2 separate regions of the Mus musculus genome follow, and region 1 is linked to region 2. A link is a loop called in an ENCODE intact Hi-C map of the cell type or tissue named here. Cell type or tissue: heart. All regions are shown on one strand. Links, peaks and the distances in the headings refer to the core of each region. The heading gives the core; the rest is flanking DNA. Region 1 overlaps Gm20619 (predicted gene 20619). Region 2 overlaps Gm20619 (predicted gene 20619).

Region 1 (9,342 bases), core at 762-8,761, 72 kb before region 2:
CTGTCTCTGTCTCTTCCCTTACTGCAGGCTCAAAAATATAGCACTGGAGAAATAAAGCAAATGTACAGGTGAGAAAAAATCCTGTGGAAGTATGCAGAAATTCTCCCCAGGGAGGGATGGAAATCACAGATGTCTTAGTCATCATCCAAATATTTACTAAGGTCAGGAATCTGTGCTGGTAAGTTTAGACATATGGTGGTAGATTTTATTTTCAAGGGCCTTTTAAGTTCAGAGGTGATATAAAAATGTAGAAGAATACAATGTAAGAAATAGAACACTTTGTTAGAAATAGAGGGAGAAATTGAAGGAGCACCTGAACCACCATGGTAAAGGAGTAAATACCGCTAAGGACCAGAAATGTCGGGAAAGAGGCTGGGAGTTGGTCCAGTGAGTGTCTTAAGGTTTCCATTGCTGAGAAGAGACACTATTACCAAGGCAACTCTTATAAAGTACAATATTTAATTGGGGCTGGCTTACAGGTTCAGAGGTTCAGCCCATTATCATCATGGCAGGAAGCATGGCAGCATCCATGGAGCTCAAGAAGGACCTGAGAGTATTGCATCCTGATTGGACTGCAGCAAGCAGAGACTGTCTTCCAGTCAGCTAGGAGGAGGGTCTCAAAGCCCACGCCCACAATGATACACTTCCTTCAACAAGGCCACACCCACTCCAACAAGATCACACCTCCTACTAGTGCCACTCCCTGGGCCAAGCATATTCAAACCACCACATTCCACTCCCTGGACCGCTAGGCTTGTTCAAACATATGAGTCTATAGGGGGGCATTCCTAGCCATAGTATAATACAAAATACATTTAGTCCAACTTCAAAAGTCTGTAACAGTCTCAACAATGTTAAAAGTCCACTGTTCAAAGTCTTTTTGAGATTCATTCAGTTACTTAACTGTAATCCCCTATAAAATCAAAATAAAAAAAGCAGATCACATACCCCCAACATCACAGGATATACATTATCATTCCAAAACACCATAGTGAGGAAATACTGGACCGAAGCAAGACCAAAGGCCAGCTGGACAAACTCCAAGCTCTGCATCTCCATGACCAATGTCAAAGTGTTTTTCAGGTCTTCAACTCCTTTCATCCTTTTTGACTGCTGTTGGCAGATTTGGCATTTAGCAGCAACAAACTTCATCCTCTTGGGCTGGTTCCAATCCCTGTATACAGCTTTCCTCAATAGGTATTCCATGGCTCTGGCATCTCTAACATCTAGGGGTATCCAAGGCAATGTCTAGGATACACACATGATATTTTGGATTCCACCAAAGGGCTTGGGTCACTTCTCCAGCTCTGTGCTTTGTAGCATTCTAGGCTCTGGTTGACTCCACTCCACTGCTGCTGTTGTTCTTTCTTAGTGATGATCTCACAGTACTGGCTTCTCCAATTCTCTGTAGTCTTCCACTGCAACCAGGCTTCAGCAATAAGGCTCTTATAGGCTTCTTTCATGGGCCGAGCTTCAACTCCTTTGCAGGATCCCTTCAGTCCTGGACCATCAACTACAACTGAGGCCATACCTTTACCAATGGCCTTCCATGCATCTCACAGTGCCAAGCCTAAACTGCTTTTCCATGACCCCTTCATGCCTTCAAAACCAGTATCACTTGGGTGATTCTTACATATTACCAAGTCCTGTTGAAGCACAAGGTAAAGCCTGGGCAATCTCTGGAACACAACTTCTTTGTGTTCTCGGAAAACATGTCCCAGAAAATTTCACCTTGGTGAAATCACCTTCTTAATCACTGCTAATTTCTTAGCTCCAGCTAACCAGCATCAATGGCACTAGTAGTCCCTCCTATTCTTGCATCTTTACAGCTAGAGCTATGTGGCAGAAGCTGCTGAGTCCTGCTGCTTGCTGAGACTGGAGCATGGGCTTCTTGTTCTATTACATTATCTCCAGCTTTCTGTTTCCCAACTCATTTACTGCCTAAGCTTGACTGTTCTGGAACTTGCTGTACAGATTGACCCGGAACTCAGAGATCCACATGGCTCAGTTTTCTGAATGCTGGGATTAAAGGTATGTACCACCATGCCTGGATCTAAGCTTTTCTCTACTTGGAACTTGCTCTGTCACCCTAGGTTCTGCTGGCCTAGAAGTTTTGGTTCCAGAGCAGGGAGTGTTCCTGCCAGGAGTATTGAACTGGAAGCTCAGACTTCTTCCTGGTGATTTTGGACTTCTAATGCCTTTAAACCAACAGGCTAAGAAAGGAATACCAGTGTTAGAAGGGGTGATAGATCCAGATCATTATGGGGAAATTGGATTGCCTCTCCACAGTTGAAGTAAGAAGAATTCTATCTGGAGTGGGAGATCTTAGTACAGCCATTTCTTGTGGTTAAAGTACTACCATGTCATGTGATTAAAGTCAATAGGAAACTACAAGAGCCTAATCCAAGTATATTCAAATCATCCCAGTGGGTAAGGTGCTTGCCTTACAAGCTCATAACTGAGTTTGATCCTCAGAATGCACATAAAAAGTGCTGGGTCCAGTGCTGTGTTCTTATAATCCCACAGTTGAGGAGGCAGAAACAGGGGAGTCTCTCCAGCTCACTGGCCTGTTACTGCAGCCTGCCCTAAGAACTCCAGGCCAATGAGAGGGCATCTCAATGGAGGTGGGTGGCTTTCCTGGGGATGACAACTAACAATTAACTCTGACTTCCCCATGTATACCATCACACCACAAACATGCACACACATTAAAAAAAAAAAAGTCAGGAAAGAACATGCAAATGGAAAGTGCTTAATGAAGAGAGGCCGACTGAAGGTGAAAGGCCTCTGAAAGTGGTAGAAGGCCTCCATTATGACGTGAGGATAGTAGACAGATACACTAGCTCTGATTGGGTGCTAAACCCAAGAATTATAATTTAAGGACTGTGTGATCTTTTGAGCATCTCAGAGCTGTATGGAATCTTAAATACTGAATTGTTCTATGGGTAAAAGTGGCCTGCCTTTGCCACATGGTCAGTGTCTTTTTTTTTTTTTGTAACTTTTAAATTTTTATTTAATCAATTTATTTTACTTTTCACCTATGAATGTTTTACCTTTTGGATCCTCTACAACTGAGGTTACAGATGGTTGTGAGCCACCATATGGGGTTGGTGATAAAACCTGGGTCTTCTAAAGGAGTAGCAAGTGCTCTTAACCACTGAGCCATCTTTCCATTCCATGTGGTCAGCATCTTTATGATAAAAAGTTAAATCATGTTCCTAATGACATAATGAAGTGATGAAAAGTTTAGAGTTACTGGGTAGATTTTAATTGACCTTAAAATACATACAAAAGGAAGCTTTTTGTCTAATGGTGGGTCATCAAGCAGGATGAGGTCACAGTGAAGCCAAGATTTGTGGTCATGCCCACGTTGGGCTTCAGAGCTCATTCACATGAAGATCTGGGCATATCTCTCACCGCTCTGAACTCCCGCTTCCTTAGCTCTAAGATGATGTCTATACAGAACCTCTCTACTTTCCTAGATCCTTACAAGAACTGAATTAAACGAGAGGGCTTATCTAAGTCCACGCTTTGTTCTTCTTCAACAGCAGGAATGTCTTGAGTCTTTGGCCCTTCATCCTCCAGTCTCTAACACACATCCAGCAGGCATCTGACAGATTATGTTACATTGCATGTTAGGCACAAGGCCCTGAGTTGGATCCCCAGCACTGCATAAATCGATGGAGTGTCACATGCCTATAACGACAGCACTTTGGGGACAGAGGCATGAGCAGCAGAGGTTCAAGGTCATCTTTGGTTGCCCAGCAAACCTGAGGCCAGACTAGACTACATAAGACACTGTCTCAATTTAAAAAAAAAAAAAAAGGTTAGATTGTGTTGCTCTTTAAGCAAGCCACTCTCTGTTGCTTGAACCTCTTTAATGAGTGTGAGCTAGACCGTCCCAGAGGGCACTTCCTCCTTAGGCCCATCATACCGGATCAAGCTGCCCTTCTCTGATGAAGTACAGCATTGTCTTCCTCAGCTGCAGCCACTGAACCAATGATTCCATTATATCATGTGGCTTTCCTTTGGCCCCCATTCATTAATATCCATGCAATGTCATTTGTCCTATGAAGGGATTTGCCATTCAGTATTGCAAGGTCTGTTCTGTGTTAGTTAACAACTACCCACAGTGGGCAGCTTAGCACACTGCTCAGCAGGAAATCACATTGCAAATGATTTGTTTTATTTTAGTCCTGTCATCCCGGGTAGCTCTGCATTGCTTTATCTGAGCTTGCGAAACAGCCCTGAATGTGAGCAGTCAGAATCAAGTCATGTTCTCACCCTTCAATGCGCTTGGCACGTTTTCTTTCCGGACACATCCAGTGGATACTGTGCAGACCTTCTCCAGCTAATCTCAGGAAGGCTGAAGTTTTTAGACGGCTACCCTTCATATTTAGGGGTAAGTGGCAAGTGCAGGAAATGCTTCCTTCTGTTTGGGTTGTGTTTTCTTAGCGTGGGGAGGAATTATAACGTAATGGGATTGATTAATGACCCCGACAGGAGACACAGCCCTGGAGCTGGAAGTGAGTGAGCAGAGTGCCTAGTTTGCTTTTCAACCTCCCAAGATCTTTAGCAGCTATACAGCGCTTACCTCCCCAACTTACTTTGCGGAGTAGATTCTGTAGTTTTAAAATGTGCTTTGCATGGAAGGCCCAGTGCTCTCTGTAGAAGTCTCTGGGGATGGTTACCTCCAAAATAAAATGATAACGGTGCCTCATCTCGCGGAGAACATTTGAATTTGCTTGGAGTCACTTTTAAAAGTGTTATCACTTCATCTGCTGATATATTAGATATAGTTGTTAATAGAATTTTACTAATTAATAGATAGCCTCAATGCAAAAAGATAAGACATTGACTGCTCTTTAGGAAAAAAAAATGTTGTAAGCTGTAGCAAACTACTCTCATGGAGATTTCTTTGTGGTAGTAGAGATAGCAACCCATGAGGAATTAAATGAAAAGATAAACTGTGTGTGATTGCTTCACCAGCCACAGTGTGGGGTGAAATCTGGCTGTTTAAAGCTATGGGAAGTGACAAGGGGCCTGCTTTGGGTTGGGCAGCCAGGTGAGGTTACTCTGAAGACCATTAGAACAGAAGCTTGATGGGAGAGAGGAAGAATGTGAATGGGTAAACCTGGAAAAGGCAGTTCAGACAGATGGACAATGGAGTGTGGGATTGCGGTAGAGAATGTGATCTCTGTAGTTTAGCTGAAAATCCCAGTTCTGTGCCTTGATTAGTTTTCATTGTCAATGTGACCTGGGAAGAAGGAACTGCAACTGAGATCCTGATCACATTAGCATGTTGGCCTGACTGTGAGGCATTTTCTTTATCTCTGATGTAAGAGACCCCAGCCCACTGTTGGGGGTGCCATTCCCTATACAGGAGGACCTGAGCTGTGTAAAGCCCTGGTGAAGCATCAGCCTGTGACTGAGCTAGAGAGTGAGTAAATAGCATTCCTCCATGCTTTTTGCTTCAGTTCCACTTGAATTTCTGTCCCAACGTCCCTTCAATGGCTTGTAACCTGGAAGTGTAACCAAAATAAGACATTTTCTCCCTTAAGTTGCCTTTGGTCAGAATGTTTTATCATAGTAACAAAAAAGCAAACCAGAACACTCTGGGGCTTCCCTTTCTGCAGGAAACAGTAAAGACAGTGGAATTTACTGAGACGTTTCTGTGCACTGAGCATGTGCAAGATCTTGGGTTCAGTTCTCAACACAACAGACATGACAAAAGTGAAGCAAACAGGAAAAGCCAGCACCTACCTCCTGTGTGTCAGTTAACACGTGGAGCCTTTCTACACTTATTTTTGTGTTGAATTCTCTCATCAGCTCTGCAGCACTCACATGATCCTTAAATCCACCCTACCGGCAAAGAATGAGACGTGGAGGGTTCAGGGTGGCGCCAGGATTCAACCACTCAAGCTTGAGTCAAGAGCCAGTTGTATTAATACCACATAAAACTTGGGATGCACAGTGCCAGCTGTGGGGACGATGGGGTTTTCTGTACTTGGAAGTTTTTCCCTCCCCTGCCAGTGACCTTCTCTCTTCCAACTCTCCTTTGGGACATTTGGAGGTGGTTTGGAATGGCAGTTAGCCATGGTCTGCCACCTCTTGTTCTGGAGTCTTTCCTACAAACATCACTCCTAGCTCCCAAGCCTTGGCAAACACCCACCTTGGTTTAGGTAAGGTGACACACTAGGCTCATTAGAAATGCCAATGGACTCACATTCGGTAAAAGCAGTGGCAGCTGATAAGTCAGACTTTGCATGGGAACAGCTGTGTGACCTAGGCCAAGTAGTGGAATCCCTGCACCTGTGTTCTCCTGTGTAAAACCGATTCATCACATGTCACCTGTAGACCTTGCTGACGTGGTTTCTCTGTGTAAACCAAATGAGGTCACAGGGGACATGACGTCAACTATATAATTAAAACATAAGTAGCACTTGAGCATTAGAAAGTGATCAAAGCATGCAAACTTATCTTCTGGTCCCTAGCGTATGTATCACTGGGATAAACTTCTGGGCTTGCTTTGTATTTCTATTTCTGATCTTAGGGGTCCATGTTGCTGCGTATTCTTCAAATCACATCTCTCTGATCAAACAAAAATAAAACAAAACTATCTCTTGGATTTTCATCATCAGTTTAAAACTTGCTTTTCTAGAACCTGAATCAATTAGAGCAATTCCTACCTTTGGAATTGAAGCTATGCAACTCTGTGATTTCTGAAACCACATGTATTTACTGTATTGTAGAGAATAATGTTACCCAGAAATCTCGGTGGAATGAGTTTTGTTTTGTTTTAATTGTTTTAATTTTGCTATGGAATCTTACTGTGTTGCTCAGACTGGGCTGTAGCTCACACTCCTCCTGTCTCAGCCTCCCCTGTACTGAGATTATAGGTATATATCACTAAGCCCAGGTGCAATTATAATTAAGCTGACTGATTCTGGTCTAACTCTAAAGAAAATATATATTAGAAACCTATCTCTCTGTTTATTCTATAGAAAATATTTTTGAAGTATCAGTTTATAGCTCAGTGTGGTTTGCAGATTCTCCATTGTGTATATAAGTCTATGCATGTACATGCATATGCAGACATGCTATGTATAGCAGACTGACCATTCTGAGTATCTCTGCTGAAAACAATGTGGTACAGTGTGGTACACTCAGCTTTCTACAGCAAATCAGTGAGGTCAAGGTGAACGGAGTCTAAGACCAGTGAAGACCCCATCATATATTAAAATGATGTCCAAAGCTGTAAAGTGGTTAAGGGACTTGATGCTAATTCCCTTGGGAAGGGAGCCTGGCTTGATCACTTAGCTCTGAGGCAGGGGAGAAATTGCTTATTTTCTTTGAATCCCTCATTTTTCACTGGCAAAATGAAGGTAGTATGGAGACCCACTCCTCAGAGTGTTCTAGTAAAGGCAGGGCTGGCCTGCTGAGTATTTTCACTGTAAAGACTACCCGTTGGCTATGACAAGAGCTAAGTCTAACACACTCCCTTCCACTGACTCACGGAAACAGATCTCTTACTATGCTTATTTTACAGATGAGAAATCTGAGGGGTAGACAGAGGAAGAAACTTGCCTGTGGCCACTCAGCAAGGACCAAGGCAGCTAACCACCCACCCTACATTTGTTCTAAACCCAGACTCCTAGCCATCACTCTGAAGTGCCCGGAGACTTGCTTCCTGTTTCGTCGTTACCTGTCTTCTCCTTTATCTTTGCCTTTCTCTCTCTCCTCTCAGTACACTTTCTCTACAGCGCTTCCCCACCTCAACTCCAGTTCCAGGGAGTGCGAAATATTAGTGGAACAGGATGGGCTTGTGCTGAACACTCACACTAGACACCTGGTCGCTCGACTCCATCTAACTTAGCTTCCGTGTAATCGTGGCCCTGTCACCTAACCACAGTGGCCTTAAAGAAACCATTTCATAACTAATAATTCTTTTTTGTTTCAGACCTACTACAGCCATCTACGATTTACCTCTAGGATGATTTATTATTCTGCTTAGCTTTAGAAAACATGTTCTTGGACACAAGTCTTTTCAACGAATGTGCTCTCTTCTTAGAGTGTATTCTTCCACAGGTCCAGAGGAAACTCTTAATGGAGTCTAAGGCAGATCATTTGCCTCTGGGTGCACACTGACACTACTCTGTAGGGAGGACCCACCATGTCTGCCGATCCTAGGAACGGCTGTGGAGCACGGCTGCATTTTAGAGAGAAAACAGAAAATTGCTTTTCCATCCAAAAGTATAAGGCTATGACTCACATTGGAATTGGTTCAGAGTGCTGTTTGGAAAAAAAAAAAATCCAGATTGACAACAACAGCTAAGGGATGCTGGGAGGAAGACGAGGTTAACAGGTTAGAATGCAGAGGTGTGCATCTAGGGAGCTTAGGTTCACTGGAAAGATACGAGGAAGTAAGTTAGAGGTGCCTTCTAGAAGAGCAGAGTTATTAAGGTAAACAAATCAACCAGAGAACTATCTTCCAAGTGATTTTCATGATCCTAGATAATCGGAGGAACTCCAAGCTCCAAACCCAGTAAGTGAAGGGGAAATCCAAAGAAAACCAAGCTAGCCTCGTAAACAAAGTGGAAATTTCCTTCTGCCCAGAAGAGTGCCAGTCCCAGCCATAGAGGAAGCAAAGGGCGAAAACACAGTTCTGCCTGAAATGACCTCCTATTTTAAGAAAAATCAACAGCCCCAAAAGAAGGAAAGGAAAAACAAAGTTCCACCCAGAAGGAAATTGTATGTAAACAGCCCGAAGGGAACCGGAGGTCTGAGAGGGCTAGCACACAGAACAGAGCAAGCCGGGAAAGGCACCATTAGCCTCTGACAATGTCAGCTCTGAACTTTGCAAGGACTGCTTTGTGATTGACAAAAAGGGCTTGGGGGTAGGAGGTGCCAGACAAAAGCAAGTCCCCTCTGCAGCATGGAAACTTTGATCTTTGGAGTTTGCTATTTTTTCCCCCCAGGACTTTGCTAGTGTGTAACCCGGGGAAGACCAGCAACCACAAAATGTTGGCTATAATTTTCTGCAATTTGTCACATGCCCTCTTAGAGGCCTGGGGAGATGGTTTTCTTTGTTTTTCTGGCTGTATCCTGTGAGCTAGCAAGGTAGTTCAAAAAAGATAAGAGGAAACTGGAGTCTTCCTTCAATGTTTCCCATTTTGGGGCCACATGAACCCACAGTTGTGTGTATGTGTGTGTGTGTGTGTGTGTGTGCTCACCAGAGGACAAATTTGTGTCTCAGGCAACCATTTACATACTTTATATTATTTTATTTTATTTTATTTTATTTTATTTTATTGTGTGTGTGCCCACCAGAGGACAAATTTG
Region 2 (9,342 bases), core at 558-8,557:
TGTTGTTGTATACAAATATTTTGAGGTATGCATTTTATTTTACTCATAGTTTTGAAGCTGAATATCCATGAATAAGAAGCCATATTATCTTGGTTTCTGACTGAGACATAGGTTGCAGGATGGGCAGAGGTTCTCTCTCTCTCTCTCTGTCTCTCTCTCTGTCTCTCTCTCTCTTTGAACAGGGTTTTTCTTTGTAGCCTTGGCTGTACTGGAACTCATTTTGTAGATCAGGCTGGCTTCAAACTCATTTTGTAGATCTGCCTGCCTGTCTCTGCCTCCTAAGTGTTGGTTTTAAAGACATGAGCCACTACTGCCTAGCTGGGCAGAGGCATTTTTGGTTTTTTAAATTAGACCTAAGTGGGTCCTGCAAGAACTATATTACTTCATTCTGAGAGCAGCACTTCAAATATCTAAGACATCTTCCATTAGGCCCCACCTTGAAACTTCGAGCAATTGAACCTTTGGGGAATACTTCAAACTACATCTAAATCACAGCATCGGATATGCAAAAGCAGCAATAAAATATGATCAAGAGTTAGGAGCGTATCACCTGGTAGAAAGAATAGGAAACAGCAAAGATGACAGAATTAGTAAACAAAGACTATAGAAGACAACTACTATACGCTCCACAGGTTTAGAGATGGAGAGGAACTCATACGCACCGAGAGGAAAGAACAGTAAAGACTCCAAAGGAACTTTTCGAGACAAAAATGTACATCTGCAGCAAAGAATGATAGCTGAAGCTTACTGAGCATTTACAAGGCGCCAGATGCTGGACGCAGAGCTTCATACACAACCTCTCAATTAACCCCCATGGCTTTCCCGTAAAGGTGCCCTCACAGACAAAGAACCTTGGAGGAAGGAGGAATAATTGAACAAAGCAGAGCCAGAATTTGCAACCAAGTCATCTGCCTGCAAGGCTCATGTTTTTAAGTGGCATTCCACACTGCTTACATTTCTGTCTACAATAAAAATATAAGTCAGGCTAAAGAATGAGCCTCGTCCGAGGATGCTCACTGGGATTCTGAAAGGATCTCACAAAAACTGGCCATCTGTGCAAGTGCGCCCATGTGCATAGTGGATGCTCTAGATGGAGATGTGTTGACGATCAGAGAGGATTTTCCAAGATTTTTGTGAGGTCTGAGATGAGGAATGATTGAACTTATTTCTATCCTGCTGTTCTCTCAGAAAGCCATGATGGAGATGAATTGAAGGGAAGTTGTAACGTAATGGCGAAAAGAAACGATGCGAGATTGGTGTGCTCTTTTTTTCCTGCTGCTAAACTATTCTACAACTGCTACTTCAAGTGTGCAATAATACGAATGGCATTAATTGGGCAAAGTCACTGATTGCCATGTGTCATGCCCAGTGCTAGAACACACATATTAGCACACTTAATTCTTAAAATGACCCTTGGAGGTAGCTTTTACTCTCTGTAGAGTTGATCAGAGGAAGGCCATGCCTGAAGTTACATGGACGAAGGCTGTACAAAATACTCCTTACATGACTTTCTCTTGGTGAATGCATTTAATAATATTTTGTCTCCCATTGTAAGTTTTACATAGTTTGTTTCGATATTTTTCCAGTGTATGAATTTGAAAGGAAATTATTCAAATGTAACAGTCTTAGCTACAATTATACATAAAGAATAAAAGCACGTAGAATTTAAAAATGTCTGAAATGTGAGTATGAAGGCCAGCAATGTGCTAATCATAGTTATTCTCAAGAGCACCTTGACTTTTGTTTATGCTAAGATGAAAATGTTTCACCTCCATAATTCCCAGAGCACGTAATTATGTTAAAGACAGTTTTCCTAAGTAGCCCATACACTTATTGTCTTTAAACAAAGATTGTCAGGCAACAAGAACAGTGAGTTTTTCACTCCTTGCAAGTACAAGGCAAAGTCTAGTTGAGTGATCATGTCACTTACAGAGCAAGTTGGAAATAAAATCAAATAGAGCCATGCTATAAAAGCCTGCCACCCACTCACGTAAGGCAAGGGACCTTGTGCTGGGTGCCAACTGGATGAATGTGGCTCATGATAGGCAGGAGCTGTGTGAGAAGCTCTCCTATGTGTCGGATGAGCCAAGTCAATTCTCTTTCAGTAGACATTTACTGAATGGGATGTTGGGCACATTTGCAGTTAAAGGTGGAACTTCAACGTTCCAGCGGCCATCCTCACTGTGTAAGCCAAGCACCTCTTAACAAATAAACATACAAAGCTATTGTGCATATTTAGTTTCAGTGCCGCAGTGGAAAAAAATTCTGTTCTACAAATAGGCACTAGGCCTGGAGAACAGAAACTTACCTGACGGTTTTCTTGCCACACTCTCCTGTCAGCTACAGGCACTGCTTCTGAGCCCCACAGTTCTGATTTCACAGGCTTGACAAAGCTTTCTGAAAATGTCGAGCCACTATTGATCAAGTAGAGTTAACAACAAAGGACAGACTATGTTGACCATCAGCATCAAGACATAAGGACATTGTTTCATAATAAACAAGCAGTAAGGAAATAACCCGTTGGCCTTTAAAGGAGCTTAAACTCAATAGTTTTATGTTTATAAAAGAAAACTCCTTCCATTTTTCTCTGTGCCACAGGAACCTTGTTAGGTTGAGAGCCTTTTGTAAATGCCAATCTGAAAGCCCCTTCCTAGGGATACATTAGCTAGCGTCTGTGATAGCCATCAGAGGCATAAGAATGGAGAGGCAATGGCCAGGATGGAGGGATGCAGTGTTTGCAAAGGGAACTCAGCCTGCTGATCAGGCTTTGGTCTCTCTTGTGATTTATATCATCAAAAGCAGGTACTGCTCATTGATAGCTGAGTGCTCTTTGGGGATGAAGAGTTGCAACATGCTGCAATGCTTTTGTTTAATGGATGTTATTTGTGTTCTTTGTGATATTAAAAAGGTCAATGTGCCTGATCGATGTCAATTCCAAATTATGAAGCCTAGATAGTGTTCACTTGCTGTGGCTATGCGGTAATAGAATGTTTGAGAATCAAATAAAAGAGATAATCTCTTCCCTTCAGGAAACTACATATGTGCATACCTATACAAATATCTTGCGTTATTCCAGGGGGAAGCCTGAGACCTATTAAACAGATTCCCAAATAGAGGCATGTGCTTTCCTGTAGCAAGAGACTTGTAGTGTATAAACCACTACTATTCTAAGACAGCCAGCTTCCCTAAACTCTCATTTTTTTATGCCATACCCAGGAAGCCCTTAGTTATCCCGTGGCAGTCTTCTCTCATATCCCCTAATTTATAGTCGTAGACTGAAGGTTAGATATTCATCTTGGCCCATTTTCATTCCCAGCTCCTTGCCAGGTCTGGACTGCATTTGGCTGTGATCCTGAAACTCCACCTAACTCTTACCATATTTTCCTTCCCCTCATCTCCATCCACTTGCCAAAGGTTTCTCTTCAGCTTCAACTGGATGATGCAAAACAACAGCCTTTCTCTTATGAAATCCTAGAGAATAAAAATGTTGCCACCGGTTGACCTTCACAGATTAGTGCTACCTAAGGACTATTGGCACGATCCTTCTATTGTGAGGCCAGTCTTCTTGGATTCCATTGCGAATTACAGTAAGACTGTGGGTATTCTAAGATTAAGTATGGTTCATGAAAGAGCTAGTATGTCCTCTCTGGTCCTGGCCTACTGTTCTCTCTGTTTTCCCTTATGTCTAAATTATCTCACAATTTTTAAAAGATAGAACAACTACTAGATTTGATACTGGGTCTTCCTACGTGGGTGGAAAGAAATGGTGAAGGCAGGTGTTAAAATGTTTACTGATGTCGTCAGCAGGGATGCAATGGAAGCAACCCTTGGTTAGCTGTCTTTAATTCATTGACTCAACATTTCTTTTTAGTGAGTAGAGCTTTTGTAGAACCAGTTTTTGAAGCTAACTATTAGTTTGTAGTTGATAAAGTCCTTAAATTAATTGACGGTAACTATAGTCTCTGTTGTTAGAGAAGATTAGAAACCATCCAAATGTGATAGACATTGAGCACACCAAGATGTTTTAATCAGAATTTATTAGATATTTAGCAAGTAAATAGCAAACACTCAATAAATGTCAATTATTATCATTATCCTTATCATTACCATGTGTAACAAACACACTAAAAGCTTTACTTAATCTTCAGAAAGTCTCTCTGAGGCAAGGCATACTACCTACAGTTTAATGTTGGCAATCTATGTAGAACCACCAGTGAGCCATGGGCAATGTTTTTTGAAAGAAAAAACTCACTGGTTCCAGGGCCTGTGTGCTGTAAATCACCACATTCTATTGCACTGTTGTCATGAAATAGCCTCTCAAAACACGTACATGTTTTAAAACAAGGCTTTTGGTCACTGTTTCTGTTCCAAAAGCCATGGTTTAAGACAGTAATTAAGTCTACAGATCCTGAAATGAAACAGCCTGGCTGGGTTTGAACCCAGAGTGTGTGACTTATAAACCATATGACTTTAAATACACAACTTAGGTTTTCTTGGCCTCGGTTTTCCATTCATAAAATGGACTGTGACAGTCATCTCCTTGGCTTGTTATGAGAGTTAACATGTGTAAGATATTTAGAATATGGCCTGATAATATGCTAAGGGCTCATTAAGCAGATGTTATTGTTACTGGAGTTGGCTCAGCTTTACGATCTCCACTCCTTTATGTTCCAAGGGAAGAGTAAACTCCAGGCCAGCAGGAAAGAATGATGATGTCATGCTCAAATCCATTATCAAACTGTTGTCACTCAACACATGCTCTAGCTCCTCCTATGTGTAAGGCATCTGCTCAGCCGTAGCTGTCTTGTTCTGGGGTAGGGGCCAAGTGAATGTAGACCAATTATATAACCTCAGCGAAAGGCATTCTTTACCCAGTGACTCATTCTGATGTAGCCCAAGTGGCTTCTATTTTTCACTTTCTTCTGAGCCCTTCCCGAGTTTAAGACCCAGCAACAAGAGCCCCTTACTGATGGATTGGTGAGATCTTTTAACCCTAAGCCTTGCCCAAATGGTGAATAAAACAAGCCTGCACAGTTGACAATAGAATATGTTAGACATTATTTCTCTGCTAGAAGCATAATTTTATCTTTAGATAAGAAGAACCTCTAAAATGCTATTATCAAATCGCTTATTAAATACATGTCTATTGAGTGAAACATTAAACTCTTTTATTCCCAGTATAACCTCCAAGAATCAACAAGCAATATTCTGTCTCATTGAATAGTTACCTCCATCCTTGAATAGTGAGTAGTTCGAACTCTATGTCCATTTGAATGTAATAACAGGCTTGACATGGAAAAGCTCATTCTCTCTTGTAAAAGTTCTTCTTGTTGATTGCCAGAATCACTACCATCACTCTTTGCTCGGTAGGCAAGGAGCTCTGGTTACAGCTCACAAGGGAAATAGGATTATTCTAGGGAAACATACCATGTCTGTTCTCATCTTGAAGACCTAGTGTTATGGATTGTGTGACTCACCAGGAAAGACACATCCTTGGGATGGGCTAGCCAAAGCAAATATCCAATGACATTTCTATTCATCTTTTACGTGTCTGGTATGCTAAAATAACACAAGGCTTCCTAAACTCATCTTAGCCTCATTTTTCAGGACCAGAGGGACCATTACTGAACCAGGGTCTTCATGATGAATTAGAAAATTCCAGTGCCAGTAGATATTCTTATACTAAATGCTGCTACCTAAGAATTCCCTTAACTGAAGACTGGCTGCTATGGCTGCGTGAACCCTGATGGCAATGGTTGTTATGGTGTACAGGGTCAGGGTTCCCTAAAACTGCTTCTTTAGCAAGGAGACTAAGAAGTAAGAGACTGGTTACAAGTACAGCCCAGACACTATGGGTATTATCCACCCAGACACTGTAGTGCTGCCCAAGTATCAGATTAACAGTGGTACCCACAACTGTTAACTTCCTGTTGGTTTTTTATGGAGCCCGTAGTACATGTTCTCAGTTTTCCTCATTTTCCCCTTACATCAGGAGTTTTTTTTTTTTCAGAGTTTCAGGGAAAGAGAATTCCTTTTATGGCTTTGTAGGACAGAGTCTATACTTTGTCCTCAGAAATGCACAATACAAAGGCTGAGGATAACTTTTTTGGGAATTTGTAGAGTTTTTGCAGTCCATGCTAGTATCCTCTGTGATTCAAACATCACAACTATGCTGTTGGGCTAGGTATATGTTCTGGGATTTGTTTTAATGACTGTCAAGTCACATGCTTTTCTAAACTGGCTCTTTTTCTTCTTGAATCTGCAACTTCCATCTTCAAAGACTACAAGCAGAGCTTGTAAGAAAAGAAAAGCTTGGGGTCTGGATTCCACATCTTTTTTTTTTTTTTAATATCATGGGACATTCATTTTTACTATGTATAAAAAACAGAATGGTCTAACAACTCCCCACACAATGCATTTGAGAATTGAGTCTACAAGTATCTGCTCATCAGCTCAGGGTCAGCCTTGTTTCAATTATACCAAAATTCAAATGCTGGAGGAAAGTCCAAGTTGATTTATTATGATAATGGTTATGTAAAACATTGCCGATAACTAGTGGTGCTATTGAGAACTGTATGGTCAGCAGTTCTTCAGAAGCAAGTAGTATCTACCCATATTTGAGGGAAAAGTTTGTCAAGTGTGCTAGCTCTTGCATACTAGTGGGAGTACTCTATCTTGGTCTAAATATTGAAAAATATTACAAAATATGTTGAATATAGACTGTATTTAAGAAAGACATGTATTAAGTGAATCAGTGATTTTTTTATGGCATAATCTTGTCAAGAATTCACTGTTTTACAAGAAAATCAAGAAGAGGGAGACCAATGGGTGAACACTTGGTTCCTCCTTAGAATAGGGAACAAAATACCCATGAAAGGAGTTAAAGAGACAAAGTTTGGAGCTAAGACGAAAGGATGGACTATCCAGAGACTACCCCATTCAGGGATCCATCCCATAATCAGCCACCAAACCCAGACACTATTGCACAATGCCAGAAAGATTTTGCTGAAGGGACCCTGTTATAGCTGTCTCGTATGAGGCTATGCCAGTGCCTGGCAAATACAGAAGTGGATGCTCACAGTCATCTATAAGATGGAACACAGGGCCCTCAATGGAGAAGCTAGAGAAAGCATCCAAGGAGCTGAAGGGGTCTGCAACCCTATAGGTGGAACAACAATATGAACTAACCAGTACCCCCAGAGCTCATATCTCTAGCTGCATATGTAGCAGAAGATGGCCTAGTCAGCCATCACTGGGAAGAGAGGAACCTTGGTCCTGCAAACTTGATATGCCCCAGTACAGGGGAATGCCAGGGCCAAGAAGGGGGAGTGGGTGGGTAGGAGAGCAGGACAGAGGGAGTGTATAGGGAACTTTTGGGATAGCACTTGAAATGTATATAAAGAAAATATCAAATAAATAAATAAATAAAAATAAAAATAAAAAAAGAATTCAGTGTTTTTAAAAGAACTCCTCAGTGTTATATATTGACCGAGGGTGGACACACTGTTAAAACTTCAAACAGGAAGGGTTTACAGCATTTCAGAAGGCTGCCTCTCTCTTAAGAAGAGGAAGACTGAGCTGTGGCAAGGACTTCAGTGACACCTTTTGTGCTTTCTTAAAAGAAGAATACTGGAAAAGGCGAAACAAAAGACCAAAAAAAAAAAAAAAAAGTTCTTTGAGAACACAGATCACATGAAGCCATTTAGTTCATCCTATTCGCCGTGTGCCAAAGTGGTCTGTAATTTTATGTTTCAGCCTGCCTGCTCTGTTTTTTAAAGTAGAGATTATATATATATTCTCAAGGATGTGTGCAAACGTGTGTGTTTACACAATTGAGATTACTAAACTGCACAGTGTCTCAAAAACACTGCATCTTACATTTATTTTCAAAAGTGCTCTGTGTTTTGCAGCAGTATCCGGGTCAAGAAAACATGGATCTTTATTTTTGCCAATAGTATTTTATTGAGGCAAAAATTACCGAGTGCTAACTGTACCCTTAGTCACTCCATGTATAACTATTGGAACTTGAAAGGAACAAAAAAAAAATACAATTCCAAACAACACATTCTGGTCAAAGGAACTGTTCTTTAGCTTTCTCCTCTCTGCTTGTTTGCCAACATGACCTAGGAAAACACCAAGTTTTGTCCAAGCCCTTTTATAAGCCAGTGCTGGACCTCTTCAGTGACCTACACTTTTAAAGTTGAAGGATGGTAACTGTATGGCCCTGCACACAAGGATGCTAGCAATCCTAGTTGTAGACTGGCTTTCCCCATTCTTTGTGGTACTGTCATGACAAGTTCTTTACAAGAACCAAAAGACCATTGCAGTGAATCAGACTTTCTTCTCCGTGAACACTATACCATGGCAGGGATGCAGAAGTGTTTCATTCTCAAGAAAATTCATGGATCACTGGACTGTTGCTGTCTGACCTCTTCTCTGTGGGGTAGGATGGACTGAGAGCAGCATTCAATTCACTGAATGCCTGTCTTGCAGATGCTGAGACCCCTCTGGTGTTCTGGGATGTTTCTTTGTTTGCTTTTGTGTCCTATAGCATGCCTACATTGCGTTTCTCAGAAGAATATTTTTGGTGGTAAGATTTTATGTTTGGGGACTGGAGAGATGGCTTAGTGGTTAAGAGCACTGACTGCTCTTCCAAAGGACAGGGGCTCACAGCACCCACATGGCAGTTTACAAACAGTCTGTAACTCCAGTTCCAGGTGAGCCAAACACTTAAGCAGACATACATGTAGTTAAAAACACCAATGCAAATAAAATAAAATAAAATAAAATAAAATAAAATAAAATAAAAAGCTGTGATGTGTAACACAAACTGGTGAAACTACTAAAAAGGAAGGTGAGAAAGAAATGGAGTGAAACTCTAGTCAGAAAATAGGTGAAATAAAAATGAACAGGAAAACAAGATTAAGGGTAAGAGGAGAAGTTTGGGGAAATGAAGACATGGTAATTAGGAGGGATCAACATTTATTGTCTTCATGTTAGAAAAGGTGAAAACATATTTATGCACTCTTCATGTGATAAAAACCTCATGCAGTTTAGTAAGAAATAGGGACGATGGGGACAAAGGAGGGAAACGCAGAAGGAAAGGAGGCAGAGCAGTGGTGTCACAGCTGAGTACAGTAATGTATGTTAGTGGCAGGAGGAAGCAGTTTAGGGTCAAAAAGAACAATGCAATTACAAAATACTACATTCATGTGTACATGGCCCAAGTGATAAAGCCAGGAATAAAATCCAGATTTCCTGATTTCTGGCCCTGTGCCTTATGTATTAAATCATGTTGCCTCTGCTTCGAGATAATCATCTTGCATCTGGAACATAAATACA

The links. Peaks named below come from ENCODE experiments on the same cell type or tissue, not always from the same donor. Only the 100,000 strongest peaks of a DNase experiment are listed, where the experiment ranks them.
Region 1: it touches region 2 in a loop (2.1-fold over the local background); 2 of 42 quality-filtered maps call a loop at or near these places.

What each region holds. Positions count from the first base shown.
Region 1 is chr6:6,295,132-6,304,473 of GRCm38, forward strand. All of the region lies in intron 1 of Gm20619 (predicted gene 20619), which reads left to right. Among named protein-coding and RNA genes, the nearest start is that of Gm34749, 24 kb to the right of the region's middle. In heart, for the core only: no CTCF peak of the experiment used is centred there; DNase peaks (open chromatin) are centred at 4,270 and 6,060; H3K27ac peaks cover 1,342 bases.
Region 2 is chr6:6,367,184-6,376,525 of GRCm38, forward strand. The region is part of intron 3 of Gm20619 (predicted gene 20619); the gene reads left to right. Among named protein-coding and RNA genes, the nearest start is that of Gm52888, 18 kb to the right of the region's middle. In heart, for the core only: no CTCF peak of the experiment used is centred there; a DNase peak (open chromatin) is centred at 4,798.